2 separate regions of the Mus musculus genome follow, and region 2 is linked to region 1. A link is a loop called in an ENCODE intact Hi-C map of the cell type or tissue named here. Cell type or tissue: heart. All regions are shown on one strand. Each heading gives the region's core, and the rest is flanking DNA. Links, peaks and the distances in the headings are about the cores only. Region 1 holds the start of Tbx3os2 (T-box 3, opposite strand 2). Region 2 holds the start of Gm30895 (a long non-coding RNA gene).

Region 1 (16,022 bases), core at 3,586-11,585:
CAGCTCACACTGCAGTCCATGAGAGTGTTTGAGGAGAGGCATAAGAAGGAGACTTCGGATGAGTCCTCCAGCGAGCAGGCAGCCTTCAACTGCTTTGCCCAGGCATCCTCTCCTGCTGTCTCCATCGTGGGGACATCCAACCTCAAAGGTAAGTAAGTCTGGCCTTCTTCTCTGCCATCATGGGACTCAGGGGCTTCTTGGCCCCCGAGGCTTTAGGAGTTAAGGAAGGGCCTGAACCAGCAGGCTCACTTTAGATGTAGGCTTTTCTAGAATCTGCAGACATGGCATTTGAAGTGGGGGTAGCATAGGAAACCTGGGAACACCCACACACACAACCTTATTTGGCTGGTGTGTGTGTGTGTGTGTGTGTGTGTGTGTGTGTGTGTGTGTGTGTGTGGGTGGGTGGGTGGCAAGGCAGTTTGGCAGTTTTACAAAGCACCTGAAGCACCTCTCCCTCTGTCCTTCTGTCTGTCCAAACTATCTCTGTTCCCTGCTGCCCTCTTTCCAGCCATCAGTATCCAGCTGAATTCTGGGTGAGCCTGGGTTTTGCAGGGTCTGTTGAAGGCCTCTGTCCTCAGCCACCTGGTACCTAGGGAGGTGGGAGAAGAAAAGGCATAGTCCCCTGGGAGTGTGTGTGTGTCAGCTTTGGGGAGGTAGGGTAGGAATAGAAAAAGCTGACTCCTAAGCCAGTTTTCTGTTTAAAGAGCAAGAGGCATTTATTTATTTAGAAAGACAGCTCTGGACAGGAAGAAACCTGTTTTTGTTTTTGTTTTGTTTTAAGTGAAATAAAAGGGAAGTTTTTTTGGTTTTTTTTTTTTTGTTTGTTTGTTTTTTAAATGTCTTCAATCCATTTACACTTAACATAAAGTGAGGTTCAATTTTTTTTTCCTCCCCTGGTCTGGGAGGACACCCACAGAAGAGGGTGTGGTGGAAGAGAGATGTAAATAAATAAATAAAAGAATGAATAAGCAAATAAATAAATAAATAAATAAATAAATAAATAAATAAATAAATATCTGATTGTCCCACCACGAAACTTCCGAGGAACAGAAGGCTCCTGGGGAGGGTGTTTAGTTTCTGCCCATGCCCATTCGTATGCCAGGATTCATTCCAAACAAATCCTCCCCAAATTATTCACAAATTTGTGGAAGTGCCTGACCTCTGTCGATTGGGCTAGCCCCAGACTTTGAAGGTAACAGGAAAGTACTCCAGCAGAGTTCTGAGGTCACGGGTTTAGTCCTTAAAAGAAAAAAAAAAAAAAAAAGCGAATTTGCAATCCAATAGAGAGATGCTAGGGAAAGCTTTGGCTCTAAGCAGCTGGTCTTTCTGGTTTTGTTTTGTTTTAAAGTAGAATTATTACAATAAGAAAAGCTGCCAGTTGGGGGCCTGGCTGGAGAAGGTTGAACACTTGTGATTCCTTCTGATAGTGTAAAGTGTATCAACATCACCATTATCATCGTCCCATTTTACAGACTGGGAAAATGAAGTCTGGGAGTGGTGCAGTCAGGGTTACATAGACAATAAACCGCCCAGTGGGAAGTCATGTTCTTGAGATACTTTCACTCTGTAGTCAGGCTGTCCCCTTGCCTCAGACGCCCCAATGTTGGCAAGGCAGGCATCGCTCCTGGGTGCTGGGCTGGGAGGTGGGGTTTAAACCTGGAAACGAGATTGACCATCCGTTTCCCTTGGCCTTTTCCTCTCCTCCCCAAGATCTGTGTCCCAGCGAAGCCGAGAGTGACGCCGAGGCTGAGAGCAAGGAGGAGCACGGCCCTGAGGCCTGCGACGCGGCCAAGATTTCCACCACTACGGCCGAGGAGCCAGGCCGCGACAAGGGCAGCCCAGCAACCAGGGCGCAGCTGTTCCCCGCGGAGCCCAGCCGGGCCCGCGACACCGCGCGTCTGGACAAGGCATCGCCAGACTCGCGCCATAGCCCGGCCACCATCTCGTCCAGCACGCGAGTTCCGGGAGCTGATGAGCGCAGGAGTCCCGGGCGCGAGGGTCCAGTCGCCACCAAGGTGGATGAGGCGCGCGCGATTCCTGCCAAGGACGCCTTCGCTCCACTGTCGGTGCAGACAGACGCCACCGCGCACCTAGCGCAGGGGCCCCTCCCGGGCTTGGGTTTCGCCCCAGGCCTTGCGGGCCAGCAGTTCTTCAACGGGCACCCGCTCTTCCTGCACCCGGGCCAGTTCGCCATGGGCGGCGCCTTCTCTAGCATGGCTGCAGGCATGGGGCCCCTGCTGGCCACAGTATCCGGAGCATCCACCGGCGTCTCAGGCCTAGAATCCACAGCCATGGCCTCGGCTGCCGCAGCGCAGGGACTGTCTGGGGCGTCGGCTGCCACCCTGCCCTTCCACCTCCAACAACACGTTCTGGCCTCCCAGGTATTGCTTCCTGCCTGCCCGCCTATCACCCACCGGTCCAAGCCAGCCTCAGTCCCAGTCCCTTGACTAGGAGTGTTAGCTTGTAATCCATGCTAGTAACTATTAGAATATTTTATTGACCCTCAGCAGGGTGTAGCATCTATCTTACTGAGCCTTCTTGAAACCTACCCTCCCCACCCCACCCCACCCCCAGCTCCTTTTTAAATTGCTTCTTGTAAATTAGGCTGTGAATAGCTTAGCTCCACACTATTAGCTTTGTGACAAGTTTGGGTCATTTGATGTATCATCTCTGGCCCAGAGAGGTTGAATCCCTTGGCTAAGGTCACACAGCTGGTCCCTTGGTGGAGCAGAGCCTGGGATGAGCTGACTCTTCAGGGACCTCTTTTGGTTTCTCCTTCCTGCCAACTTGGTTTACTGGAGGCTCATAGCCACTATTACCCCCCCAGGAGAGATGTGGGGAAGGGAGGTCACTGATTCCCTGGGTGAGAATTTGGTCTGGAGTTGAGCAAGCCTTCTCGCTAGTTCAAAGCCTTTCTCTTCCACCCGACTCCCAAACAGCCCAGCCTATCTCTAAAGGGTTAATGGGTTGCACACACGTGGGAAATGTCAAAGAAGGGAGGGGCTGGCAAGCTTGTGTGTGTGTGTGTGTGTGTGTGTGTGTGTGTGTGTGTGAGAGAGAGAGAGAGAGAGAGAGAGAGAGAGAGAGAGGTTCAGACAGCTGTGCCTGTGCAAGGAAAGTGCTCAGGAGAAGGCTCTGAACCCAGTAGGAAACCTCTCTGGTATTTTTTTTCTGGCCTACTCCGACCTTTTGTTTTGTCTGAGCATATTCATCTCCCTTGCCTGAGCCAAAAGACACAGGGTCCTCCTCATTGGGAGAAGATGGAGCTGAGAAAAGGGCTAGCCTCTACCTTACCACCAACCCTACCTCTCTGCACTGCCCCGCCCTCTCCCCCCACCCCAGACAGGCAGGTGACAGGTGGAGGAGGGGCAGCCAGAACAGACTAGTCTAGTGGCATCAGGTAAAGGACACACCCAGGGCTCTTGCATTCAAATTCTGCTTCTGTTTGGTCTTTTTGCCCCACCCCCTCAAGTGCCTCAGTATCCTGCCTGGAAACTAACCTTCGAGGCTGGGCGCTTGCTATCTTAATAAGTAACACCTTTTTACTCCACCTCCCACCCACCCACCCAATTTCACATCATTCTTATTTTCTTACTTGGGAAAGATCTAGAGTAGAGAATGGAAGATACTAAGATACTGTGTGCACCAGAATTTAACTCTAGCCTCTTTGGTGGAAGCCCTCGCTGAAGCCACTCAACAGGTGCAGCTGCTCGCCCTCCTGGGAACTTGTTAATAGCCCCGAGGGTTAGGCACCATAGATGACATATTGTGGAAGATTTAATAGCCACGGAACTCTCCAGTCTATTAACCCCTTAGTTTAGCATGCAACCCAGGAAAAGTGTCCCTCCACTCCTCCAAAACAGGTGGTTTGCCCCAGATAGTAGGCGGTGGAGGAGAAGGGTTCCCCACTCTCTAACTCCCTATGTTTCTTCTCTCTCTTCCCCAGGGCTTGGCTATGTCGCCTTTCGGGAGCCTGTTTCCTTACCCCTACACATACATGGCTGCAGCAGCTGCAGCCTCCACCGCGGCCGCCTCCAGCTCCGTGCACCGCCACCCGTTCCTCAATTTGAACAGCATGCGCCCCAGGCTGCGTTACAGCCCCTATTCCATCCCCGTCCCAGTGCCGGATAGCAGCAGTTTGCTGGCCACAGCTTTACCATCAATGGCTTCCGCCGCGGGGCCCCTAGACGGCAAAGCGGCCGCCCTGGCAGCCAGCCCAGCCTCGGTGGCTGTGGACTCGGGGTCGGAACTGAACAGCCGCTCGTCCACGCTGTCCTCTGGCTCAGTGTCCTTGTCACCCAAACTCTGCTCCGAGAAGGAGGCGGCTACCAGCGAACTGCAGAGTATCCAGCGGCTGGTCAGTGGCTTGGAAGCCAAGCCAGACAGGTCTTGCAGCGGGTCCCCTTAAAAACAAGAAAAACAAAATCGCCCCCTCCCCCAAGGTCTCTCCATTCCAGTTTGGTCAAATCTGCCAGTGCACTTTGTTAGATGTAAAATAAACCACGGGCCTTCCACATGGGGTGACCCCCGCCCTGTCCCTTTCAGTTTTGTCTGGGAGGGAGCACTAAAGCCTTTCCAGAGACTATGCTAGATACCACAGGCCCTGCCACCATGGGCTGTGTAACCAGGCTGCTGTTGCTTTGAAACGCGGGACTGAGGGGGCGGGAGGAGTGGTGGCAAACAGGCTTTTGTGTCTAGAGCGACTTTTGTGCAGGCTGGTATGGAAGTCGGGGCTGAAGAACAAGGTAGCCAGGCCAGCCAGGAGCGCGGGTCTTTGAGAGACTTCACCGGAATCTTTCCCCCTTCGTGTGTTTAGTGGAAACATCCCCCCTCCTAAACAAACTAACAAAACCAATATGGAGGTGGGGGGAGATGAAGTCCTGTGGAACTGTCTATGAAGACTGAAACTCACCAATTGCTGAGTACTTTCGTTGGGGCAGAGAGAAGAGGGGCCTTACCTTGCCCCATCTATATTAAAGGAATCCTGTCTTTTTTTGTTTGTTTGTTTTTAAATATTGTGATGTTTTAAGAGCCGATGCTGGCTTCTTTTTTGCATGTTACAGTTTTCTGGGTTTATTTTGCCCCCCCCCCCTTTTATGGAAAAACAACGGAAGTCCCATTATCCTCAACCTTGCTCAAGGCGGCAACCAGGAGGAAGTGGGGTAAAAGGGGCAGCTATGGGCATGAAACCAACCGAGTTGATTTTTATCTGAGCGCTTGTAGAGGGCTTCGTGTGCCTGTTGGACCATTAGTTCTTTTAACTGTATATGCAATAACAAGGTTTTAAAAGATAATAATAAAGAGGAAACACGACTATTGGACAAAGTATTTATGTAATTATTTGATATCTCTTGTAAATAGGTGGAATATGACTGCTCAGAAAGTTAAACTTTAATTTATTGAATTGTACATAGCTGGATGTAAATAGGAGCGTGTCTGTCAGGTTTTATTCTTGTTTTGCCTTTTGGGTCTTATTTCCAGGTCAGGAGATGGCTAATCCACACTAGCAAGCCTAGGCATCTTTATTCACATCTCCATGCTTTCAAGTAGAGCTGGCTGCAAAGTTTTTTTTTTTTTTTCTGATGGAGGGGGTGGGATCGGGAGTACTCCTAACTATTTTCACCAAAATTGGGGAGGTAATGGCCCTTCCGGGCTCCACTTGAAATTCCCTAAACTCTTGACACCCCCAGAGGGGTTGAGATTGTTGTGTGAGTAGGGGGGGGGGGGGAACGGCCTTGCGGAGGCCACCATAGAACCGTCCTAATTTTTCATAGACTCTGGCATCTTACTAACCCATGTGAGGTTTTCATTGTTCATCTTTATGGTGTTTTGGATTGGTGTACTGAGAGGGACTTGGTTCAAACGACCATGAAAGGCAAAACAAAACAAAAAATTAAAAAAAAAAACAAAAAACAACAACAAAAAAACAAAAAAAAAACCCAAGAAGGAGTATTTTGTGTTTAGTCTTTGATGAGTTTTCTGTAATTCTCCCCCTCTTTAAAAACATCACTGAAATTTCAATAAATTTTTATTGAAATGAGTTTTGAAGTTGTGGTAATGATTTCTTCAAGAGTTGTCTTTCAGAGCCGGATCGAGGATGATCTTCCAGTCTGCTCCCTTCCTCTCTAAATAATAATTAAGACCACCCCCACCCCTCCCAGCAACCTAAAATGAAATGTCACTCAAGTTAAAAGGCTGAAAACAAGTCCCTTGCTCCGGCGAAGGGAGCCACATTTGATTTGAAAATATTTTCCCTTTAATTTAGGGAGCAGAACGGGAGAAGAAAGGGGCCTGATTAGGTTTCCTAAAGAGGAACTTCATATACTTCAGTTTTAATGGGAGAAGATTTTTACCCTGTGTTCAAAGTCGGCTCCCCCCCCCCCCCAGGAATCCGACCGGAAATAAGAGCTAGGAGGGGTTTTCGCTTTTAATTCGTTTTTCCCTTTTCTGACATGGATCACAAAACAAAATAAATAAGGTCCGCTACACCCACGGAATCTAGCACAGGAAAAGGCCAAGCAGACTCCCTTATCCATGGACATTCAGGGCTGTGGGTAAGGCCCAGGAGTGGGCTCCACAGTGACCATGAGAGAGAGGCAAGGTGCTTTCGGAGTCCACATGGAACACCCAAGGCAAAAGGCACCGGGGAAGCTACCATCTCATTTCCCTAACCAGTCCCGAGTCAGTTAGGCAACCTATCTTTTTGAAGTTCAATTTATCTTTGAATCTTTCAAATATATACATATATCAATCAATCAATTAATCAATCAGTGAAGCCTCTGTCCTGTCCTGTCATTCTTCAGTCTCCCCACCCTCCAGGATCCTCTCGGGGGCGTGTGTGTGTGTGTGTGTGTGTGTGTGTGTGTGTGTGTTGTGTTGGAGAGGGGTTACAAGGGAAGGTACTCTAGAGTTAGCCCTTAGGACTTTCTTGCCCTGGGGGCCTTGACTCAAAGACCCAGCTGGAGCCCGCCAGGCGGCTGACTTGCCCCCAACCCCCATCCCGGAGCCCGCCAGCCGGGCCCAACGTCCCTGTCACCTCTTGAATGGAGAGTCATGAGGGGGGCCCCTCCTCTCCCCTCCTGTGTTTGGAAGAGGATCCAGCTCTAGACCTTGGAGGGGTGGGCAAGCCCCCCTTTTCTAGCCCAGGCACGTGGGGACCCGCACTGCTTCTCCCCAGCTGTCTAGGGAGGAGGAGAAAACAACGGGAGAGAGGGGACTGGAGAGTGCTTAAGGGGACATGGGGACGGGAAAGGCCGGTCCTCTTCGGGACCAAAACTCTTCTTCACAGTCCGCCCTGGGAAGGTGGTAGTTGGCTCATGGCCTCCGGCTGCGCGAGCTCCCAAATTGAGGAGAAAATAGCTCGGCTTAAACTGCGGAGAAAGCAGAAACCAAACCAAATCAAACCAAACTTGCTTGGCTTTCTCAGTCGGATTTTTCTTCCCTCTTTCCTCCTCCATCCCCCAAATTTGGGGACAGTGCCCAAACCTGTCCCCGGCCCCTCCTCAGACTCTCTTCTTTTCTTTCCTCTTTCCTTTTAATCTCCGCTGTATCTTATTTATATATAGTGCTGTTAATGTGTAACTCTTGTGGCGCTGATGGACCAGGGGTGACTCGCTCGCAATCTCTCTGAATTTCTGTACCTATTACTCACCTGGCGCCGGTCGCAATCTCGCCGCGGGCTTTATGGTGGTGGTGGCGGCGGCTGCGGAGGCCACTCGGGGCCGGCGCCTGGGTTGGTTGGTTTTTTTTTTTTTTTTTTTTTTTCCCCTTTCCTTTTTTTTTCTCCTTGGCTTCGAGTGCCACCTGTCTGTCTGACCCACGAATGCGCCCTGCCTAACTGCGGCTGGCTAGGCACCCCAGAGCCTTCTGGATTCTGGAACGTGAGGTCTTCACCTCTGCGCCCCTTTCTGGTCGCACCCCCCCCCCACGACCCCAGTCTGACATACCCTCTCCAAAGCCACCCCGCCCCGCCCCCACCTCACTACTGTCAGAAGAAGAGCCAAGTCTTCCATCTATCCCTATGTGGGCCTCAGACGAGATTTCCAAGGGATTTTTGGAAAGTCAAGGAGGGGGACTGTAGTTCCTTATTCTCTCCGTGTGGAAATATGGAGATACAGGAGGAGGTAACCAGGATGGAGGAGTAGCAGATAAAAGGAGACACCCGCACCCCTCCCACACACACACACACCAATCTGCCCACATAGTCTCAACTCAGACCAACTTCGCTTTGTCCAGATTTTTTGTTGTTGTACTATATAAACTCCAAGTTTGGGACTTTTCTTATTTTTCTCCCGGCCGCGTCTACAGGGACAAAGGAAGACCAGAGTTCTTGCAACCACCAGCCCCCCTTGCGACTCCCATCCCCGCAGTGCTGGGGGACCTGCAGGGCTGGAGTGCCTTGGAGATCCGTGGATATAAGGTCATGAATGCTGGTACCGGTTAGAACCCTCCGGGCGCCCGCCCACCAGCCCGCCAGTGGGGAAGATCGGCTCCAGGCTGCGCTGGCGTCTGAGACCGGACGGGAGGGGCTGAGGTCACCTTCGCTGGGCTTTAGAGCTGTGGGTAGAGGCGTCCGGGTTCTTCCTGACCTCCTGGCGCTAATTGCAGGGGCCGAAGGGCGTGCTTGGGCACAGGCAGGGGTCGTGACCCTGCAGTCAGCCCCCCTGCCCCCGGTCTAGGTTGTCCTGTAGTAACTAGCGAGGGGTGTACGGTGTGTAGGCTTGTACAGAGTCTCTCTCTGAACCTGAACTGTCCTAAGATCCACCTATGCATGGGTGAAAGTTTCGAAGTAGGTAGAGGCCTTTCAAAAAATTCCATTCGAGGAAAACCAGAGATCTGACCTTTCCCCTAAGCCAACAGACAGGCTCCTTGAGGCTCTATAAGACCGCTTGTAACCTTGCCGTCAGCACACTTTCTGCCTCGCCGGCTTCTAAACTTGGGCTCTTGGCAGCCAGCCAAGAAAATAGCTATGGGGGAGTATTTGTGTGCCCCCCCCCAGCGTTCCCCCAGGAGTGGCCTAATATTGTCTAGATGAAGCCATAGAAGTCGGTACCTACAAGGAGCGGTGGGATGCTGGTACTCCGAGCCCAGGGGCCCACAGGTGTTAGAAAGCCATGTGTGTGTTTGCGTGTTCTTGTGTGTGCTCCATCTGCGGACGTCCCTTCCAATTTGGATTTAGGAGTTTCATTTGCGAGACAGTTCCGGATGTAAAACGCACTCGGTTGTTTTATAATCAAGATGCGTATAATCAAGAAATATATGTTGCAGATGTGGGTGTTCAAAGCACACAGAATAACCACGATAGAAATTGATGGCGTTGCAAGGGGGGAACGCGTGCGCGCTCTGGCCTGGTGCACTTGGGGAAAGCACCCACGAAGTGACCTCAGTCACTCGCACGATTAACCCTGTAAAGGGCGTTCGATTTTCAGGCCCCGTGGTAGAAAGCGCCAGTACGCAGACGCAGGCAGATTAAAGTCGTTAACCTGAGCTCTGCTGGCGCCCCAGAACACAACCTTTCTTCCTAACTCAGGTGTCCCTACCTGCAGTCCCGGATACAGAGAAATTGTGGGTCGGCTTGGGGATCGGCTGCTTCCATTCTTCAGAGGTCAGGATTGTAATTTTGGTGTGAATCCCATGGTGCAATTGTCAAAGTAGGGCTTTGATTTGGAATCAGGACTTCTTTCTCTCCAGGTGAAGACTTGGAGGTTGAGGCCCTGTGGATGCCAGGTAGAAGGGATTAATTCGTCCTCAACCAAATACTAGAGTGGTTAGTCAAGCAGGCCCAAGGTTTATATCCTGGCTTCCTCTTTCTGGCAGATCAGGGACGAAGCTGAGTGTCCTAGGCTCCCAGGCTCAGATGCCCCTTGGGATCCCCAGAGTCTACAGTTGTTCTCTTTAGCCAGGAGCAAAGGCCTAGAGCTGGACAGACACAGACACAGGCTCTGCAGGTGGGGATTCTGGGAAGATCGTGTTTATACTTTGCTAGTTTGTTCTGTTCCTTTTCTAGAAACCTCTGCAAATGCAGGTTTTGGGTTTTTTTTTTGTTTTTGTTTTTGTTTTTCCTTTCAGGTCCTCTATTTGCATCGCATCGATGTGACTTTAATTGCAAGAGACAGAAAGGGAGTAAAAACCAGGGTTCTGCTGAGAAGCCAGAGATCTTAGACAGAGGACCAGCCCCTGGGCGATTGTAGGCCACACACATTCCCCCACCCCCACCCCCATAAGGTGCAGAGGACCCAAACTGAAGACTTGTCTCCCAGCTTTGGTCTAAGCCTCAGGAATAGGAGACAAAACCAGGGGGACCGGAAAGAATTCTTTAGAACAGGGTACCGACTGATGGTGCCATCTGGTTTTTCACATGCCCCTACCACCAGCTGCACCAGTGCTAGGATCCCAGGCAGCCCAGTATTGGCACTTTTAGAAATTCGATACCCCGGCACTTTGGTTTCCTGCTAATGACCTGGGCTCTGGTTTCGGATTGCTGAGTTGTCTGGTCCCCAGAGCGGTGGTTTGTCCTCCCCAGGACCCCAGAGCCAACCCTGGACTTGTATTCTTTCACACCAGCATTTTTCTTGGCCTCACCAAAGTCTCCAAGTGTCAAGGACACTATGGACACCAAACTGACCCTCGGGTAGACCTTCCTTCCTTCCGGTCACCTTTGTGGGGCTGTCATTCATTTATCTCAGTCCCCAGAACCAGCATCTTGTAGGATTTTTTTTTTTTAAATCTCTCTGTGCCTAGAAGAGGCATTCTTCACCCTGGCAGTAGCTCTAGCTATCTCCCAGTTCTCCCAATCTGGCAGAGAGCCTTGGGAAGAGCAGGTTTGGAAAGACAGTGCCATAACCAAACAACTCAGGAGCCACCACACAGGAAAAGCAACCCCTCTATCGGCCCAGCCCAGCCTGCTCTCCCCAAGGTCAGCTACTCTGAGCTCACTGGCTATTCTATAGGGCTATTTTTTGAGGAGCCCGTGAAAATTACACAGAAAATGTAGTTTACATGTGCACAGCCTTCTGAAAGGGCAGTAGAAGTTCAGATTCTCGGAGATGTGTGATCCTAACCAATGACCTACTCACACACTGCTCAGGGGACAATAACCAATGGGGTTTAGGAACATTTGGACTTAAGATTTAAGATGGTGCCTTCAGCCTGGGGCTTGCCTAGGTTAAATTTAACTTTAGCACACACACACCCCACTCCCCACTTCCCACTTCCCACTCGTAGCGCCTGGTCTTAGCCTGCTTATTTTAAATGGGAAGGCTGAAGGAAGTAGGTGTGTTCGGGCACTGTATAATTAGTTGATTAATCAGTTATATTAACTTATCAGCCGAATGATTATGAGCAGTCATTATCACCCTCAATGAGTTCTCTGTTAATTTCCTGTTGGGAGGGTCACCCTCTCTAGGCTATCCCAGGCAATAAAAAGCAACTACTTTTCATAAAACAAAATTACTTCTCACTAGAGGCCAGGGTGGAAGGTATAGGAAACTGTAGGGGAGGCCCTTTTGTGGGGAGATTTCTGGGGTCCCGGCTTGGGACTGGGTGGAGTGGGGGGGATGTGGCTTCAATGTTCACCATACTGTCAAGGTTAGCCAGGTTTCCTCTGCTCCATGCCCCCTCCAACCCTCTCAGGACATTCTAGTTTTCTGTTTGATGGTATCTTGTTTGATGACAGCCTTTTCTCCTGCATCCCACGTGGACCCCTCTCCCCACCAAATCTCAGTGCTCTTGCGTCAGACTCTTCCAAGTTCTGGGATCCCAAACTTTCTCCACTAAGACATACATGAGGGGTGGGGTGGGGTGGGGTTGGCTTTTGGGAAATACCTGTGTGGATGTTGGAGGAAGGCTACTCTGGGGCCTGGGGGAACACCTGTATAGAAGTCAGAGCAAAGATGAGAAAAAACAAAAACGCAGGAACACTTTCAGTGATATGTAATTGGCTCCCCCCCCCCCAAGCCAAGCCTGCACAGAGGACCTCGAATTAGGAAGAAGGTAGAGGCTAGCCTGGGTGTGTTTTCTACCTTTCTCCACTACTGTGTAATTTTTGACTTATCATAAAAAAAAAAAATCCATGACCATCTAAAGAAACGCTCAGGAAACAAAGGGGACATCTATGGTCCGTTTTTCTTTATTTCCTTCTGATTACTGGGGAGGAAGGCCTCTTCGCTACCCCACGAGTAAGCTCAGCCCGGCTGTATCCTGCTCAGCCCCAAGATTTGTTTCAAAAATACCATCCATGAAATCGGAAGCTGCCTGCTTGACTCAAGAGACTCCAGCCTGCCCACCAGACACCACCCATTTCTCAAGACAAATGCCACACCAACCTCTCTTCCACTCCGAGCCTGCCCCCAGGATTTTCTTGAAGGCAGGTCATAAAGTGTAGGTAGGTGTCTGCCTCTCCAGATGATGAGGATACAGGTCCTTTGCTCTGTCTTTAAACAGGACCACTTTGGAGATGACTGGAATGGGAGCGGCACCCTCCTGGCGCTTCTCGATTTCTTCAGGTTAAAACAGGACCGGGCAACCGACAACTGCACTCTACCTGAGCTGCTTCTGGGTTCTTCCCTTGGGAAAAAGCTATGAGCAGTTGCGGCCAGCGTGAGTCAGGCGCCCATGGCTTCGCTAAGCCGCTCCTTTGCTGCCATCTGCTGGTTGCACCGGAGAAGTTCACGGAGATTTTTCGAATGCAGAGAACAAGTCTCTTAAAAATAAGAAAGAGGGCTGGGGGTGGATGGTAGAGCTTGCCCCTAGATTCTATGCCAAGTTGCACAAAAATAAAGTAAGGGAAGGAGGGAAACATGGTACTGAGGCACAAAGATACGATGTAGAATAAAAACAACAGGACCTGTTTTTGTACCTTGCTACAATATTGCTTTGGTACCTTGATCAAGTTGTGTAACATCTCTTATGCCATGAGGTGAGTGTATAGTGCCGGCAGAGCAAGCTTGGCAGCTGAGTGTGAACCTCAGAAGACACGTTTTTAAAAGTCGGATGTGGAGGAATGTATCTGAGCTCACAGCACTCCTACGGGGAGATGGGGCGTGGGAGTGGAGGTCAGAACTGAAAGTCACAGTCTGGCCAGCCTGGGGTACTTCATAAGCTGCAAGGAGACTCAAACTCCCAGAATCTGTCCTCTGAGCTATATCCACATGCTTACACTCACATACATTGTATACATACTTGTTAATTAAATTATTCTATTAATTATTTTTATTATGATTAATTGATTTAGTTATTAATTTTGTCATTTAATTATTTTTATCGATTTATTAGATAATTAAAATACTCCAAGGACCAGCATGTAACTTGATGGCAGAGAATTTTTGGAGCTTGTGTGAGGATGAAGATGACGGTCTTGTAGGATGAATGATGCCCAGGTTGTACCTTTCTGCTCATTGTCTCTAAGCTGTCCTTGGACCACTGGGTTCCTGTGGATGTCTCTAAATGATTATCCTTGACTCCCTCTTTCACAATCCTCGTATCTGGAGCTCATCAAATTCACTGTCTGCTTCACCTCAAACTTACCAGTTATCCAATAGTGGGAATGATCCCAAAGTCCTGCTCGGAAGCACGTTTCAAAAAGTCCTATGATCATAGAACAGCATCATCTTCAGTGGCCTCCTCGGACAGGAGTGACCTGGCCTCTCCTTTCTCAACTGCACGCCACCCGACTCTTCAGAAGCAAGCTATTTCAAGGCCAAATTGTCACCTTCCTTCTCCCAGTGCTCCCTCAGCCTAGGTTTCAAACTTGGGCACTGGTGACAACTGGCTGGTTCTATGAGCTCAGGGATGTCCTGTCTATGAATTCAGGAAGGGGTAGTGCCATTTAGCTCTGGTATCTGCCCACTAGACAGACGCTTTGGGAGACAACCTAAGATGTCTTTGGATGCTGCCCTGAACCACGTTGACAGCATCAGCCCTGGTTAGGAGCCACTGCTTGAGTCCGAGTCCCTCAGGCACGCCCTCTTGAGGTCATCATTGGCACTTCATCCAGAATGCCTTTGCTGAACTTCAGGACTGGGCTGGGACTCCTGTCCAGTCCTGGTTCATGATGGGCCAGCCGGAAAAAAAAAAAAAAAAAAAAAAAAAAAGGTTTCCTGTAGGAGTGTTCAATATAAAAGATTACCCTCTGCATCCCGGTTTCTCCTTTTGCTTCAAACCATTTGTCTCTCTAGCACGCCTTGTTGTTCTCCCTGTGGGCACAAGGAGACACTGACAGGGTGGACAGGACATGACCTACAGGCTGACAGTACCCACCACTTGCTTTCACACTGATAAGGAAGGTTACATTTGGTTGATTGGTTAGTTGGTTCGAAGGCAAGGTCTCCCATAGTCTAGGCTGACCTCCGATTTGGTGATGATTTTGAACTCTATCCTTCTGCTTCCATGTCTCAAGTGCTAGATCATGGGCATTTGCTACCATACCCAGTTTACGTGGTGCTAGGGATGAGACCCAGAGCTTGTGCATGTGTGCTAGGGCAAGCACCTTGCTAACTGAGCCAAGTCCCCAGCCCTGCTTACAGTTTTTTTTTTTAAGATTTATTTATTTATGTATATGAGTACACTGTAGCTATACAGATGGTTGTGAGCCTTCATGTGGTTGTTGGGAATTGAATATAGGACCTCTGTTCACTCCGGTCAACCCTGCTCGCTCCAGACGACTCTGCTTGCCCAGTCCCTGCTCGCTTTGGGCCAAAGATTTATTTATTATTATAATAATGAATAAGTACATGGTAGCTGACTTCAGACACACCAGAAGAGGGCATCAGATCTAATTACGGTTGTTGTGAGCCATCATGTGGTTGCTGGGATTTGAATTCAGTACCTCTGGAAGAGCAGTCAGTGCTCTTACCTGCTGAGCCATCTCTCCAGCCCCTTGCTTACAGTTTTATTTTGATTTGGGGACAATAGATCAAGTTTCATTTTAGAGACTGCATCACTATACTGCCTAGCTCGCCTCAGAGCCTCGGGTCCTCATCCTAAGCACTAGGGTGATTGGTGCGGACCAGAACCCTCCACTTTACCTTCCAGATGCATGAGGGACGTTTGTTTTGTTTTGCCCTTTTAAAAAACAGGCTCTCTCTCTCTCTCTCTCTCTCTCTCTCTCTCTCTCTCTCTCTCTCTCTCTCCCGACTAGGTTGCCCTCAAACTCACAGAGATCCTTCTGCCCCTGCCTCCTGAACGCTGGGATTAAAGGCATGCACCACCACCCTTGGAATGGAAGGAAATTTTTTTCTCAATGAACAGTACACACATAGAACTACTCAGTCAAGTTCAAATGAAACCTGACCACGCTCACTCACTTGCACATTGTGTTCTGTTGAAAACAACCCAGCTAAAGGTTGATCAAGGAGGGTGGGAGATGGAACAAGAGTGATCCATTTAGCTTGAAGCTGGGAGACAAAGGCTAAAGCTCCCTGGGATGTTTCTGTGTGTGTGTGAGTGCACACATGCATGTGCATTATGTGCGTGTATGCATGTGTCTGTGTGCATGCCTGTGTGTGTATGTGTGTGTGCATGTGTATGTGTGTCTGTGTATGCATGTGCGTGAGCATGTATGTGTGTCTGTGTATGCATGTGTGCATGTGTGTGCACATGGGTGCATGTTTGTATGCATGTGCCCATGTGTGCATGTGTATGTGTGTCTGTGTATATGTGTGTGCATGCGTATGCATGTGTGCATTGTGCATGTGTATGTGTATCTGTGTATGCATGTGTGTGCATGTGTGCATTTGTATGTGTGTGTGTGTATACATGTACACGTATACACTTATTTTCAGGCTGTGTGGAGGAGACAGGGGATGTTTATTCCTTTCTGAAGCTAATACTTCATCCTATACAAAGTCAGGGCACACCAAGAGCTGTCCTTGACTTCTTCACCTCTCTTTTCCCTCTCCACCCCTGTCTCTTCCTTTCTTTTCTTTCTTTTATTCCCATTCTTTCTTGTCTTGTTTCCCTCCCCTCCCTCCCCTTCCCTCCCCTCCCTCCCCTTCCCTCCCCCCACACCTCTGATCACCTTTCTC
Region 2 (16,022 bases), core at 3,231-11,230, 630 kb before region 1:
GTCGATGGTTAAAAATTCATGGTTCTCTTCAAAGGAGGAAAAATTGCTTAAACTGCTTTCCCACTTGCAAGCGCCCCCCTTTTTGATTCAAAATCAAACCTTTGTCTAGACAGGCCAGGGCTTTTTGCTGACATATCTTGCCAGCTCTGAAACCTCGAAGTTCACCCAGATCACCCCTCCTGCCCCTCTGCCTCTTCCCAGCCCTGGCTACGGTCTACACTACAGGGTTTCCTGACACAGGCGTTGAGCAGTTCAGAGCCCAGCTCACTGGCAGGATGCCTTGGGCTCTACCACACCAGCTCAGCTTGCTTTAAAAACCTGATAAAGGACCCTCATCCTGCAAATGCTGCTCTTATTTCTCCATCTCCCCCTTTCTCCTTTTTGATTTCTCTTCTGTTCCAAGTTATTATGTGTGCCTTGAAGAGTAATCAGGGATTGGGTGAGGGCCAAGACAAAAATTAAGTCAACTCCCTGCAGAACAAGACAGGGCCATACAAGTAATGTCAGAACTCAGAAGGCTGAGGCAGGAGGATTTTCAGGAGTTCAAGCCTGGGATACATAGTGAATTCTAAGCTGATCTGGGGCTAAAGAATGAAACCCTGTCTTAAAAGCAAACAAAAATTCAAAATGGTAGTGTGTGTATGTGTGTAAAATGTATATATAAACAATATATATAGTATGTGTAAATGTATAGTATGTTTGTGTGTGTATATATATATATATATATATATATATATATATATATATATATATATATATATATACACACACACCAATATAATAGAGATGTCTATAATCACCCCTTAAACTTTCCAGGTGAACAATATAATTCACTTTCCCTAGTCTCTGAGAACCAGTTACTTGACCAGCTTGTTTGTGTACCTGTGACTCAGGACTCCCTCCAGAGAATTCCGGCATCTGTCACTGCAACTTTGCCTACACTAATACACCCTTCCCAGCTGGGGCTCATCTGGGTGTGGACCGAACTTGGTCAACCAAGTCAGGAAGAGAGCCTGGCATGGCTGGGAAAGAGGCCTAAGGCCCAAATACTAGGAAAAGGTGAATTTTATGAGCAGAGGTGGAAACAGACTCCACGGGCTGATGTTAGAACTAGCGAGGACAGAGGGCCAGAGGTCACAGGCCAGAGGCTGATGCGGGCAGGATACCGGTGCAGAAACAATGGAGGGCTCATCACAAAAGCAGATAACAGCAACCCAGGCCTTAGGTAAGTGTCAGCTCCCACTGGGGCCTTGAGGATCAGATAAATATAATCTACAAGGACCAAAGACAGAAGAGCAAAGCCTGGCGGCTGACTTCCAGTTGGGGCACATTCCTTCTTTTCCTTCTTTAAATGTCCCATCTTTGTCCATTAGAGACCTTCAGTCTCCACAGGGTAAACAAACCAAAGGCTATAAAAGGCTTCATCTGGCTCCTACCCCTCCTTTGAGTCCAGCCCACCCCCTGCCAGAAAAAAAAAAAAAAGGTGTTGTATAAATAAAAAATACTGTCATTCTAATGCGCTGGACAAATGCGTGATAAAGATCAGAGCAGGGGCCAAGGCCCTTCTCAGCCACCTCGGCAGGGGGGCTAGGCACAACTCTGCTCTTAACCACTAAGACAAGCCATGTTGCATAGCCTCTGAGATGGGCGAAGAAATGAAGGAAATTCCCCATTTCCTGGCAGCGAGGTTGGGCGAGCCTGGCCTGGCCGCGGTTCTGACTTTGATGTGGAGATATGACCAGCACCGATCTCCAAAGGGACACTGTGTAATGAAGTGACATTGGCTTTTCCATGCAAAGCACAGTCACTGGAGGAGTCTTGCAATGGGAAACTGACGGTTCCTGGGGAGGGAAGCTACCACTAGTCACAGAGGGTGACTTTGAACCCAAGTGGCATGTCTGGGCTATTCAGTTCTGAGATGTTTGGGACAGGCATACATGAGTCTGGGTGTATACCCGTCTGTCAGTATGGAGATGGGTATAAAAGTTCCAGCATTTGGCAATGATCTGAATGAGGGAATTTATATGCCACCCGACAGCAGCCAGATGCACCACGGGCACTGTATTCCCAGAATGGAATTCTACACAGCCTTGAAAAGGGAGCTGCTATAATGCACAGTGGCCAAGACTCGTCCCACAGAGAGGGTGAAGGGTGAAGCTGGATAGATCTATTCAGATAAAGCTTAAAACTTGAAAACCTAACAGCTGCCGAACAGTTAGTGAGGGAAACCCCTCTCTCTGGACAAAGAAGGAACATAATTCTGATTTTCCTAGAGACCTCGTGTCTCTTCACTTCTAGTCTTTAACTGGTAAGGGAAGGTTTTGGGTTTGGTGCCTCAGCACATACCACTGCTGGACCCTCAGCGATATTTTCAGGAATGGTCATGTGACTCAAAGGCAGTCCAAGCACTGACTGCTACCCCACCCCCACCCCCATTCCGAGAGTCACACACAATGGAATCAAGACTCCTGGAACTTACAAGGGAGAACTTAGAGAATGAATAGGAGCCCGGTGAGCCACTGGGAGCTGTGCGGACACACCTGGAGAGGAGGTATATCAAAATCAGCATGGCTGGGACACAGAGAGGGGCCAATCTTAGCCAACCCGAGCTGATTTCCCGCATCTGCCTGCTCCATCATCCACGTCAGCAGGACCACACTCCTGGTAGGTGTGAGCTGCTGTGACCGTGACCCCTATTCTAACTGGGCTCCAGAAACCTTCCATTTTCTGGTAAGCAGTACCACTGAGAACAGATTCTGGGTACTGGTACAACCCAGTGGGTTTTAATTCCCACTCCGCCCCCTATAGGTAAGGGAGGGAATGGCGTGAGGCAGGGAGCTGCACTGAGGAGAAACAAGAGCCATTATTATTTCTCCTGTCTGGAGGGGATCTGAGCGAGCCTCACTCGATGCCACAGGACCCACCTTCGACAGTGCCTCTCCCACCCTTACCCCCTCACCTGTCATTTTCCCTCCTAGATCTATACCTCTTCTTGCATAGAGTGGGCATATCCCTCTGCAGGATAAGTCTCGCTGTTAATACCCCTCAAGGACGTCTGTGTCCATTTCTGGACTCGATGGTACTTTGGCCTTTTAGTGTTGTTGGTTTTGAGTTGGAGTCTTACTCTGTGTGCCTAGGCTGGCCTAGAATTCACCACTTAGTTCTGGCTAGCTTCAAATCCACAGCCACTCTTTTATGTCAGACTCTCTAGTGCTAGGCTCATAGGTGAGCATCATCCGCACCTGGCTTCAATCTTGTACGTAATAGTACAATCCTTGTTATTGATATCGAGTATTGAGTTCACACTCACTGTGCTGAGAGCATCACTTGAATCCTGTACTGTCCTCTGTGTTGCCTCTGTGTTGACACTTGCCCAGGCTGGCAGCACACCTCGTCCAAGTGAGCTGCCCCCTGGAGGTGATCCAAGCTTAGCTTTTTCATAGGTCCTGCTATCCAAGTTGGCAGAGTCACATCTCCAAAGATGTTTACTTTGTTCGGGCTCTTGACTCCTGGGAGGAAGGCTTGTTTTCATTGGGCAGGTGTAGAAACCTGAGGTTGCCAGAGGCGCAGAGAACCCGCCCCAGAGCCGTCACTTCACTGAGGTGCCCTGATGTCAGTCATGCAGATTGACACACTTACAGGACTTAGAGGTCACAGCCTTTGTCCCAAAAGCCAGGTGTGGCCACCCATCCTCAATAAGGCAGAGGAAGCAATCAAATTAATAGTGAAAAGCAACAAATGGTGATTGATCCGATTGGGGCCATGTTGAGAAGGATGTGGGATCCAGCGATGTCCCGTCCCGTCCCGTCCCGTGCCCCCCCCCCCCCCCCACCGCACCAAGTCCATCTTCTGGATCCTGACCTGAGGGGTATGGTTTAAATAGAAAGTACAGAGCCTCAAGGTGTGGTACCCCATCCACTGCTCCCAGCTTCTAGTCCCTAACGCAAGGGCGTCTGACAAGCTGTCAATCTTTTTTAGGAGACACGCCCCTCCTCTGGCAGCCCCCAGAGTCAGATCACTTCTCCTCCTATCAGGAAATTCCGGGAGGAATCTTGTAATTTCTTGGGGGTGCTTTTTTTTTTTCTCTTTTAATTATCTGATAGCTGGAGGGGACCCAAGTGTCTCTTTAGAATCTATCCTGGGGAAAGCCTGCAGGAGGTCTTCTTCACTGGGCGTTGGATTTGAACTTGAGAGGAGGGACTGGTACCCTACCTGTGGACATTTTACTGGCAAGGAATGGGAGTTTACCACGGAACGAAGCCCTCTTACTCAAGTTCGGGTCAGGGAGAAGGAGATGGGGTTTGTAAAGCATCAGGGCTAGGGTGAGCCAGCCTGCATACCCACCCCATTGTTCCCCGCTTGGCAGCCAGCTCCAACGCAGGTAAATAGAAAGGATGCCGTCATTGTTTGTCGCTGGTCCTAATGACTTTAGGCTTTGTGTCTCTGGAGCCAGGCCTCACCCCCGGGAAGCTGGCCCGTGGCCTGAGAGGCACCAGCCGCCTTTGAAACAATGGCCTTTGTTCTTCATACTTTCCCTATCAAAGCCTCACAGCGGGGATGGCCCTCCGAGGCGCTGGGCGCCTGGATAATTCCTGTCCCAGAGCGGGGAGGGGAGCCAGGAAAGGAGAGGCCAGGTGCAACTTTGACCCAGTTAGGTTAGCTGGGGTTACAGACCTGCTTGTTAGGAAGGGGCCCTGTGAGTAAAGGGTCCGGTAACTCCTCTCGATCCATGTTTCTCTCAGTACTTTCAGGGAATTCAAAGTCTTGGAACGACAGGTATGAGCCAAGAGGTATCTATAGCAATGCCAATGACAATAATAGCAATAGTAGTAGTAGTAATAACAATAATAATAATAATAATAAATTTCTATTAGCTCTCTGATGGCTTCACACTGCTGTTTTGATCCCTGGTTTTTCAATGAAAAGATCAAGGGTCAAGAAAGACCCCGTCAGTCAGTCGATGGCCACAAAGTGAGGTTTTTTTGTTTGTTTGTTTTGTGGGTTATTTTTTGTTTTGATTTGATTTGTTTTTTTGAGACGGTTTCTCTGTGTAGCCCTGGCTGTCCTGGAACTCACTCTGTAGATCAGGCTGGCCTCGAACTCAGAAATCTGCCTGTCTCTGCCTCCCAAGTGCTGGGATTAAAGGCGGGCGACACCACTGCCCAGCTTGTTTTGTTTTGTTTTGGCAATTGTACCTGAGCTCTGATGCTTAGCCAGACCATGTGACCTTGGGAGGCTCTTTTGTCAGCCTCATTTTGCTCATCTGTGAAATGGGATGAGGTTTGTTAGCACTTGGGTGTCGTTGGCTCCCTGTGGGAAACAGAAAGCACACCTCCCCCCAACGGTTCAAACGTTGAGAATTTAAATCATACAGTGGAGGGGATGGCGATTAAGAATAAAAAACCAAACAGGGCCCCTCCAGCACCCAGAATCTATCAAGGGTCAGTAGTTTACATACATGCAGGGGTGTGAGTCTTAAAAGATGAGATTTCTGAACTGCAGGGCAAGGAGAGGCTTAGACTTTCAGGGATATGGAGAAATGCCCTGTCACTTGCTGGGGTCTCCTGCCTGAGGGAGTCTCTCTCTCTCTCTCTCTCTCTCTCTCTCTCTCTCTCTCTCTCTCTGTCCCTCGCTGTGGGAAAGCCTTCATTAGAGCCAGGCATCCTGGAGACACACTGTTTGCAGGGGCAAAACCTCTGAGCATCATAGACAGAGCAGAGGAGAGTGCAGACAGAGTGCCGGGACCCAGCCTTCCAGGGTCCTTATGTCAGTCAGCCACTCTGGTCCACAGGAGGTACATGCAAAGCCATTTCTGTGTTGAAGACCTACTCCATGCCAGGGACAGAAGAGGACCCTGGCACATGGTAACTGTCTTCTGACCCCCACGGAGCCCTTAACCTTTCCACGTCCAGTTTCCTTTTCTGAGGTGACCCACACTCCTGTAAGGGTTTCCTGAGTTAAATCCAGGGAGCCCTTGAAAGGTTCGCAGACCCTTGAAATGATTGCCTTCAAGATGGGCTCTCCGATGGATGAGCTAAGCTGAGAAGGTGATATGTGTTGCTCTCTCAGGAGCAGCTATTGATTGGGGAGCAGAGCCAGGAAGCCTGTTCCTATCAAGTGGATTGAGAAGGCCTCCTCTCTAACTCTGATGATGGTGCTACCACCTGGAGGGGGATTAGGGAAATTTTAAGAGCCGGAATGAAGCAGCCAGGACAGAGGATGGCTTGGATGCTGAGGCAGAAAGAGCTTGAGAGGCTCAGGGGACCAGGGAAATACCAGGTTGGAGGAACACAGGTAGAGGCTGAGGTTAGGGGAGGGCTGAGTGGCCCAGGCCGTAGAGGCCTGTGTGGGAAACTAGAATTCCTCACACACACACAAAAAGAAAACAAAAACAAAAACCCAAGAAAGACATGGTTGTGAGAAGAGATACAGCCAGGATTTTTTTTTAATGTGAGTTTCTGAAAAAGCACGATGCAAGAAAGAATTAAGTATTAAATATGGAAGGGTTTTTCTGGGGACAGGTGTCCGAACACTGGAGAATTAGAGAGGAGTCTGGAGAGGGCCATAGAGCTGTGGTGCTGGCCGCCTTCTTCGGAAAAGAGAGGGTATTATGAAAGGCAAGGAACCTTCCGTTGAGCCATCTGCCCAAGGGATGGCGTGTTTTCCAGAAACTTCCCTGCCTGGGTACCCCGCTGCCTGGAGTTAGGCTTCTGTAAAGGTACAACCGGTAACAGTTGGCAGGACATCTTCAAGCATGGCCCTCTTCAGCCACTGCACCAAATACCACCTCCAGGATCTCAGTCAGCCCTGGCCCTGACAGACAGGCAATAGCATCTTCTCACAGATTCAAAGCTGAGGCCCAGAGGATGCCGGGCCTTGTTCCCTGCCCAAGGCTACGCAGCCAGGAAATGTCAGAGCTGGGGTTCAAACCTGTGTACATACTTCTCATTAACCCACACTCTACATGAGTACAGACCTGGCCACAGGTACAACAATGATATGGGGAGCCTGGTACCTCTCCTCTTGTCCCTCTGGGCTCCCTGGAGTCCTCCCTACCTGCAGGTGTGAATGCAAGGTGCACCCTTTCTGGTTTGCATTTTTCATCCACACTGTTTTGAGGAGATGGGCCAGGAAAGTGGCCAGGAGGTTATGGAAGGTTCTAGTTGCAGAGCCCCACCCAGGGGCTGCGTGGGCAACCCCAGATGGAACTCACGGGAGGTCACACAGAGATAAGAGCCTGCTGGTGAGTCAGGAGCTGCCTGGCTCCATCTCTGTCCCTTCGGGGCCACTCTACTGACACCCTGCAAATCCCCTGCCTCCCAGGAGGAAGTCAGGCCTGTAGCCTTGCTTCCTGTTATTATACTGTTTTTTACAGCCTGGAATTGATTTAAGTGTTACGCTCTTGCTAAGAATACGCCCTGACAGTTGAAAGGAACTCTTAGGATTGTCTTAATTTGTGAAGAATTAGTTGTCGCTAGGTTATTTTTTTATTTATTTTTTTTTCCTTTCCCTTCTCTGCTTTCTTCTCCGCAGGGTCAGGCTGGAGCCCGGTCATTGTTGTTAAATTTAGATCTGAAACTATATTGGGCCTGGTCCTGTGTCACTAAGCTTTCACTACCTAAAACAGGAAGGAAGGCTCCAGCTGGGGACTTTCAGAAAGCCAAGGAACTTTCTGAAGGCCTCGCTCGGGGCAGTGAGACTGAGTAGAAAGCACTAGATTCGGGTAGGGAGGGAGAGATCCAGGGAGGGTTGTTTGTCTTAAATTTAATAAGAAAAAGGAAAAAAAAATCCTCCTTCTCCATGTACCTGTGCCCGGATCTGCAGCCATGGTAGAGTGTGGGAGGCGAGAGCTGCATGCCTGAGTTCAAATCCAAGCTCGGTCACTTTCTAGCTATGTGGTTTTGAGCAGGCCGTGAGATTTCAGCTTCCAGGGGCCACAGTTTCCCGTCTGTGAAATGATGACGGTACCGCCTGTCTCTCGTGGCTGGGAGTGCACGGGGGTAAGGCAGGTGACATTTGGTCCAGTGCTTGATCTGATGTGGATGCGTTTGAAGACAAGCTGGCAACTTTGAAATCCGAACTGCTCCCAGATCCAGACCTTTCTGAGGGCTGACCTGACACCACAAACAGAATAATATTCCTGACCACAAGGAGACAGACCCAAGCAGGTTGATTCAAAATATTACATAAAATTACCTCCTGTCTACATACAATTCATGTTTAGTCTTGAGTCCTGTCCCCAGGATAACTCGTGGCACAGACGCAAATATTTCCAAATCTGAAATTGGGACACTTCTGGCCCAAGGCATTTTGTTTCCAGGGTATAGAACCCTAAACTAGCTCCAGACTCCATGATTGGTGGTAGCATTTAAATTTAGATAATATCAAGGAAAGATTTAGAGATAAACACACACACACACACACACACACACACACACACACACACACATACACACACACACACACACACACACACACACAGTTTCCATGACTGCAATCACTAGCTATTTAACAAGTGAGGCTCACTATGAAACAGCAAAGGTAATGGCCAATGCTGACTGAGTGTCCTGCCTGGCACTGAGCTAAGTCCTTTCTATATGAAATAATATATAGCAGTTGTTTAAAAAGCAACCTGAGGTTTGGGGTGGAGGGGACTCACAATCCTTATCACAGGGACTTTGGAGATCATACTAAACAGATTTTTATCCTCAGGGTAATTAGAGCCATTGGTGATTTTAGGCCCACGATGGTCACAAGATTTCACACAAGAGATCCAGTGTCGATGCACCCTGGAAGGTCCTAGCCAACTTCTTCTGTCTCTTGGCTCCATGTGTACCGTACAGGGACAGTCACAATTATGAGCTTATTGTGGGGACAAGCTAGGGAGGGGTTTGAGGATGAACGTGGGACTCTTAGCCTCAGAGGTGACAGTCCCCTGGTAATGTCATCCTAGAGGTGTGGCCCAGGGAGGTTGAGTAGGTGAGGAGGGGAGAGCTGAGATGTGTGGACTTTATATTTCACAGGCTCACCCCTCCAGCCATACCCTGTTCTTAGAACTCCTTACTCCTGAAGCGGTGAGATTAGATCTAGAGACAGACCTGGGCTGGTTTTTCAGAAACTGAAACCTGGCCAGGTGGAGCCTGTTTTCCCTGTGTACTAGCAACATGACTTGGGGGCATCTGGCAGACCGGCTGACCCAGGGACACCAAGTAGACCCTTTGATCTGTATCCTTAAGTAGTCTCTCTTACCCTGGGTAGACCTTCTAAATTGCACCCCCAAGTAGACCTTCTGACTTGCACCCCCAGGATTAGTCTGTGAGTTCCCTGAGGCCTCTTTTGTCATCTGTACACTGTGGTACCCACATCAGCGGCATGGGACTTCAGTCCTTTGTGTCTTGTCAGTGTCTGGTTCCCAGTACTGTCACTGTTGGGTCCCCAGTACCAAAGCAACAGTGGTATACAGTAAGTGCTTATTGTATGTATTCTGCTTGAGGAGAGGGTTTCCGAATCCTCCACCTTCTGTATGAATACCTACACATCTACACATCACATCACATCACATCACACACACAGGGGGGGGGGGATTTTTAAGGGAGAGAGAAAAAAATTTTAGGAGTTCATTTTGTCTACAGAATTTGGTATATAAAATTAAATAAACCAAAGGAGTGAATCTACCCTGTATCCCCCATCTTCCCAGCCTCCTGTGGGATCTCCCATTGGTCCTTCCCTCCCTGTCCACTCTCCTTTCCTGCTTCTTCTACCTTCAAGTGCTTAGATTCTGAAGCAATCCCCCCACTACAGAAACTTGAATCCTGCACAACTTCCTCAGAGCCCCAGAGCTGACCCCTCCACCCTGCAAGGTTTTGAAACACAGTCAATACCCAGTTTTCACAAACCAGCTACAGACTCTCATCTCAGCTCCAGGTCCCAGGGGATGCCTGGCTTGTCCTTCTGGTCTATCTGCGTAAAGCTCCTTTTAAGGATGCTTAGAGTCTGAGTCTCCAGGCTGGGAACAATTGATCCTTTCTTTCCTGTGGTGATCTCTTTAATCACTCTGAGTTGCCCTGGGCATCCCTCCTTCTTTGCCCGGCTGAGGCCGACTTGCTCTGTTAAATTCAGTCACTCCAATTGATCCGGCAGGTATTTCTGGATGCGGCAGTCAGATCCCAAGTTCTCAAAGAAACAGAGACCATTATGAGCCATCTGGATGCCTACAGCGTTCATTCCGAGCCCTTTTGAGGTGAGGAAACCCAGTGTTCCTTCCAGAACTGCATCTTGTCCTGAAGGAGAAAGTCTGGGTGAGGAGACTCGTGTGGATGTCTCTTCCTGTACTCTCAGCTTGAAAAAATGTCTTGGGTTTACTGAATCCCAGTGTCTTCCTCTGTGGAAGGGATGAATAGACACACACAGGCACAGATACTCTCCCGTGCACATGTGCATGCACGCACACATGCATACACATGCACACACGTATGCACACACCTTTATGTGCAAATGCTCTCACATATGTGAAAAAGAAAAACTCTGCCAAGAGAATATATCTAAGAAGTTTGACCCCTTGCTAGCAAACTTTAAGTAAAAAACGTTTGGACTGAAGATGCGTGGAACAGGGCAGGGAAAGAAACAAGAGTTCAGGGATTGTGTTTCTATCAAGCAGCTCGGCAGTTGGGACGCACATCCTCTAACTTGGTTCCCTCCACAGTACCAAGGCCACAATATCAAGACCTTCAGAACAAGTTGTTGTTGTTGGGTGGGGGTTGGGGGTGGGGTTGAATTAGCTCAGACATGGACCATACTTGCAAGAATTTCTGGCCCATATGTAATAGCTATCATCATGGGCTTTATGAAGCTTCTAGAGTACAGCTTCTGAGGTTTGTGGGGGAAAAAACGGGAAGAAAGAATATGGTACATGCTCAGCATTTTTATTCTTGATAACTGTTCTGTGAGTCAAGAGTTGGATTTAGAAAAGTGCGTCCCAGTTAATTGTGGATAAGATGGATAAGAATGGGCACATGCAGGTCGATGTGCTGGAAGTTCTGAGAGGAGGCAAGAAGCTAATGTTTGAGACAGATGGAGGAGAGCCAGAGAGCCAACTGGCAGAAAGTCCTTTGGCGTTATGGCTGAATCTGACACCAGAGCAGAGGGAAATGTGTTCTTGCATCTGGACCCCTCTGTTGGTGATAATAAATGATACAAGTAATTAAGGAGAAATTGAACACTTTGCTCTTAGCTCGTCCTCAGCAGATAGACTCTTTCCATTGGTCAATATTTACCTCCCGGAGTGAGTGATGGGAGTCAATACCTACTTCCTGTTGTTAGCCCATGTATTTTTCTGTACACTACACATAAGCGGCCTACACACACGGGCACCGGTGCACTAATAGCTATATCAATAGAAAATCAACAGTAATCATTTATTTTTAATGGTCATCACTGTGAAACACCAAACGGAGCAATATCGTCCAAGACGGAGAGGAACACTTAGCGTGACAGATGTCTGTGGGTAATTGATTCGGGTTAACAACTTCCCGTCTTAATGGTGCTAATTGCGTTAATCAACGGGCTGATTTCATCAGAGGCTTTCAAAAGCACCTTCTTGGGTTAATGACATAGCTCCCAGGTGAAGCACCCAGGACTGGATCAGTGGTGGCTTGCAGCCCAGCCAATCAACCCACCAGTCAGTCCTTGTTTCCATTGGAGTTCAGGGGTCTGGTTAAGCCCATTGGTCATGCACAGGGCTGGCAGTGGTAGTGAAGTGTTTGAGGCTGTCCAGAATTGCTTCCCTAGCATACAGACCCCGCTCCAGCTCCCTTTCTGGTACTCATGACACTTGACTTTGTCTTGAAATGCTGGGCAAAGGCTCTGCATCAGGCTGATGAGTGTACCCTTGGAACTGAATGTCTTGAGCAGAAAGAGCTAGAAATAAGGAGAAATCACGTTTACAAGGAATTGCTTTCAGGGAGAGTGACCAGCAAGCCTTTCAACCAAGTAGATACTTATCTCAGTCTCCAGGCAGTTTCTGACTCTGGAGTGCCTCCTCAATCCCCCTAGCTCTCTAATATACCATCAGCAGAGTCTTCTTTGGTTTCGGTAGCTTGTACCACAGCTCTGCCTGCTTTCATGTCTTTACCAAGCACGCCAATTCCACTAGACTGATGACCGCTACTCAGAACACTGTGAGAGGACTCAGACTAAGAATGGTGGAAAGAAGACTAGTATTCAACCAGCAACATCCGCACCTCGTCTGAATAACTTTATGATGTGGTTAGGGCTGTGCATGACTTAAAGGATCTTAGAGACCTGGAATGCAGGGCCTAAGGGGTTGGACTCAGAGGCCACACCTCTTCCACGTCTTTGCTGTGGGGTCGTGGACACGCCACTGAACTAACTCTGTGTCTCAGTTTCCTCTGCTCCATGGTTCTTGTTTTGAGAATGTAGTAAGTCAATAATAGGTCAAGGGTTAAAGCTGTGTGGGGATAAATGATGAGTTCTCTGCTGTTTTGACTACTTGGTCATTATTCTGCTTGGGGTACAGATACTGTGAACCCCAGCAATCCTTGGATGCTCGAGTAAATGGGACACTTCAGATTAAAGGTAGTGGTCAATAGGTGTGGCCATTATGTTCACTGCCTGTTGTCGGAAGTTATCCTTGTCCCAGATGCCATGTGCAAGTTGAGATCAATTCTCCTGTCTCCGATTTTTGCATCAGGTAAAAAAGTTTGCTTGATCAAACTCTCTCCCACTTCCTCTTGAGCTTCCCACCACTGTGATTAAACCAGTATATCTTCTGTTGTATTTATTTTTAATTGTGTGTGTGTGTGTATGTGGGTAGGTGCACATGTATATGTGTGCATGTACATGTGCATGTGTGAATGTATGTATGTGTGCATGGTGCATATATGTATGTATGTGTCTATGTGTGCATGTGTATGGTGTGCATGTGTGCAAACATATGTGAGCATGTATGTGTGCATATGTGCACACATATGTGTGTGTGTGCACCTGTATGTGGTGCACATATATGTATGTGTATATGTGCATGTCTGTGTGTATGTAGGATATGTGTGCATAAATGTGTGTGGTGTAGATGTGTGTGTGTGTATGTGGTACAGATATGTGTATATGTGTGCATATGCAGTGTATGTATGTGCCTATGTATGTGTGCCTATGTGTGGTGCACATATATGTATGTGTGTGCCTCTGTGTGTGTGTGTGTGTGTGTGTGTGTGCGATGCAGATATGTGTGGTGTATGTGTGGTGCACATATGCGTGTGTATGTGTGCCTATGCGTGGTGCACATATATGTATGTATGTGCCTATGTGTGTGTGCCTGTGTATATGTAGGGTGTATGTGTGTAAGAGTGTGTGTGTGTGTGTGTGTGAATGTGTATATGTGTGTGTGCGCTCATGCACGAACGTGCCTCAAAGCTCATGTGATGTGGAAGCCAGAAGACAACTAATAGGAGTCATTTCTCTCCTTCTGTGTGGAGCCCGGATTGAATTGTACTAGGTCATCAGGGACAGTGGCTGGCACCTTCACCCATGGAACCATCTCTCTGGTCCAAAGCCAGTGTTTACGTTTAGCGTTTGCTGTGTGGACTTGCATAACTAGGTCCCCTGAGCACACCCATTTCTAGCCTGCCCCTTGACCCTTCACCAATGTGAGCTGCTTCAGACTCACTTGTCTTTTCTAGGACCAGACAGCGAGTGACTTGTAAAACCCACTCCCTGAAAATTCAATTGCCTAAGCATGTTTTTGTGTGCGTGGACACATGCATGCTCCCGAGTGGGAAGACCTGAGAATGACGTTAGGCCCACTCTCTTCAGCCTCACTCACTGAGGCAGGGTCTCCTAATTGAAACCAGAATTCACCAGGAACCAGTGTGGCTAGCTTAGCAAGAGCTGGGGTGGGGGGTTGGGGGTGGGGGGGAGGAGGATGCAAGCCCTGTATCCACCTTCTGAGGTGTATGTATGTGTTTGTGCATGTGTGCATGTGTGTGGTGCACATATGTATACCTGTGTGCATGTACTGTGCATATGTGGTGCACATATGTGTACGTATGTGCACATGGATGTGTGTGCGTGTATGTATGCATGTGTGAGTATGTATGCATACCTGTGTGTGGTGCACATATATGTATGTGTGTTCCTGTGTGTATGTAGGATATGTGGGCTCTGGGGACCCTGACTCTGGCCATCACACTTGCACAGCCAGATCTATCTTCCCAACCCCCAACTCCCCCAATTCTTAGTAAGAAGATTATTTTAAAAGTTTTAATTCTGATCTAGGAGATCTATCTATCTATCTATCTATCTATCTATCTATCTATCTATCTAATCTATAATTTATCTAAGTGCTTCTCTCATCTATCACCTATCTGTAATAATTATTGATGTATCATGTATCTATCTGCCATCAATCATTCACCTATCCACCTACCATCTATCTATAATATATATTTATCTCTCACTTATCTATTTGACTATCATCTCTTGACCATCTGTTAATTAAGTTAATTTATGAATTCTCCTTTCATTATAAGAATGCTTCGTTACTCTCTTTTCCTGTGTACAAAGCCCTGCAATGAACACTTCAATATCTTAGGCCATCGGGACTTCCCAGATAAAGCATCTCCTTCCTCCACTGCACATGTGGGGAAACTAAGGCAGAGAGCTCTGTGTTGGCTTCATCCTAGCCCATAGCGGGCATGTAATTCACCCATGACGCCTCTGGGACAAGTGCTGTTTTATCCCCATTTTACAGATACTAGAAAGAAAAACTGAGGACAGAACACTAGCTGTGAGGCTGGAAGTGGGGGATGGGGAAACATTGGCCAACAGCTACAGAGGTATATACTCAGGAACCCAGGGGGTCATATGGTATATCATGTGAGGTATCTAGCAAAAGGGAACTGGGCGCTTTCCTCACAGAAGTAAAATAAAAAATAAAATAAAATAAAATAAAATAAAATAAAATAAAAAAATAATGTTTTGGTTAAACTAAACATTCCCAATTGATCATCCAATGTGACCCGTCTACAGATAACATGTGTCACCTCATGGAGAGAATTACAGATAACGTGTCAAACAAGTATTTGGAGGCTTGGGAGAGGGGCCTGGGAAAGGCACCTCAAACGTAGGAGGGTTGTTAAATGAAAGGTATTTATCTGGGGGTGGGAGTGGGGGGTGATCTTTTAGCTCCAGGCAAGAGTGACCACATCCTTGTTTGGGGGTTCAGTCCCATTGAGGGCACTGTGGGTAGTGCAGGGCATACTCTAGCAAAGAGACCCCCCTCCCACCAGCTGCGTTCGTGTGCCCTAGCTTAGAGCTGATGTGCAGAGAGCTACATACATGACCACTGACAGTCAGATGCAGTGACCGTAGAGAGGTGGGCGTGAGGCTCACTCCGGTTTCTGCTGCACTCTGGGTGATGCGTTTTCTTGCTCTGTGCCTGCTACCTACATCAGCTTCCAACACTGAGTCTTTGCTCCTTGGCACGACTGGGGAGAAATTCCATGGCCTTTTTTTGTCCTCTGCCTTCCCTCTCATGGCTCATCATTACCCAGCATGCAGCCCAGGCCAAAGGTCTGTTCTCTGTCAGCTCAGCAATCCAGGAAGCCTCTGCTCCTTGGAGAGACATTTCGAAGAGACTGCATGATTATGCTTGCTTCTGTTTCTTTAAAAATGTTTTCAAACCAGCACCTGTCCAAGACACCAGATTCAGCTGCTATCTGAGTCACCGGTTTCTTAGTCTGTCCCCTCCTGCTGAAGCTTCTGTGCTGCTGCTATTATGGAGGGAGCATATTGAGTTTTTAAAGATGAGCCCATGACCGAACATATGTAACAGATAGTGAGCGGCCAGTGCTTAAATATTTACTCTGTATGATCCAAACGCTCAGCTCTTCCTTGTCTCTGCCGTTGGACAAATTTGCTGTCCTTAGAACTCCCATCTCCACAGCTTCCCAGAAGGGAAAACTCAAAGATCACCACAAGACATGGTAAGCCCGGGGAACGAGGAAGTT

What was found. A loop is a pair of places that touch in the nucleus more often than their neighbours do. Peaks named below come from ENCODE experiments on the same cell type or tissue, not always from the same donor. Only the 100,000 strongest peaks of a DNase experiment are listed, where the experiment ranks them.
Region 2: it touches region 1 in a loop (11-fold over the local background); 6 of 42 quality-filtered maps call a loop at or near these places.

Annotation. Positions count from the first base shown.
Region 1 is chr5:119,678,685-119,694,706 of GRCm38, forward strand. It overlaps Tbx3 (T-box 3), which reads left to right. Exons shown (of 8, transcript NM_011535.3): 6 at 1-148; 7 at 1,711-2,381; 8 at 3,947-6,040. The coding sequence ends at 4,408. It overlaps Tbx3os2 (T-box 3, opposite strand 2), which reads right to left and starts at 12,534. Exons shown (of 3, transcript NR_040416.1): 1 at 12,324-12,534; 2 at 9,540-9,713; 3 at 6,404-7,370. In heart, for the core only: a CTCF peak has its summit at 7,814; a DNase peak (open chromatin) is centred at 4,127; H3K4me3 peaks cover 3,452 bases; H3K27ac peaks cover 2,292 bases; H3K27me3 peaks cover 7,430 bases.
Region 2 is chr5:119,051,132-119,067,153 of GRCm38, forward strand. Gm30895 (a long non-coding RNA gene) reads left to right here and starts at 2,495. Exons shown (of 4, transcript XR_878728.1): 1 at 2,495-2,664. In heart, for the core only: a CTCF peak has its summit at 7,235; DNase peaks (open chromatin) are centred at 4,480, 7,260, 7,650 and 9,940; H3K27ac peaks cover 2,205 bases; H3K27me3 peaks cover 1,659 bases.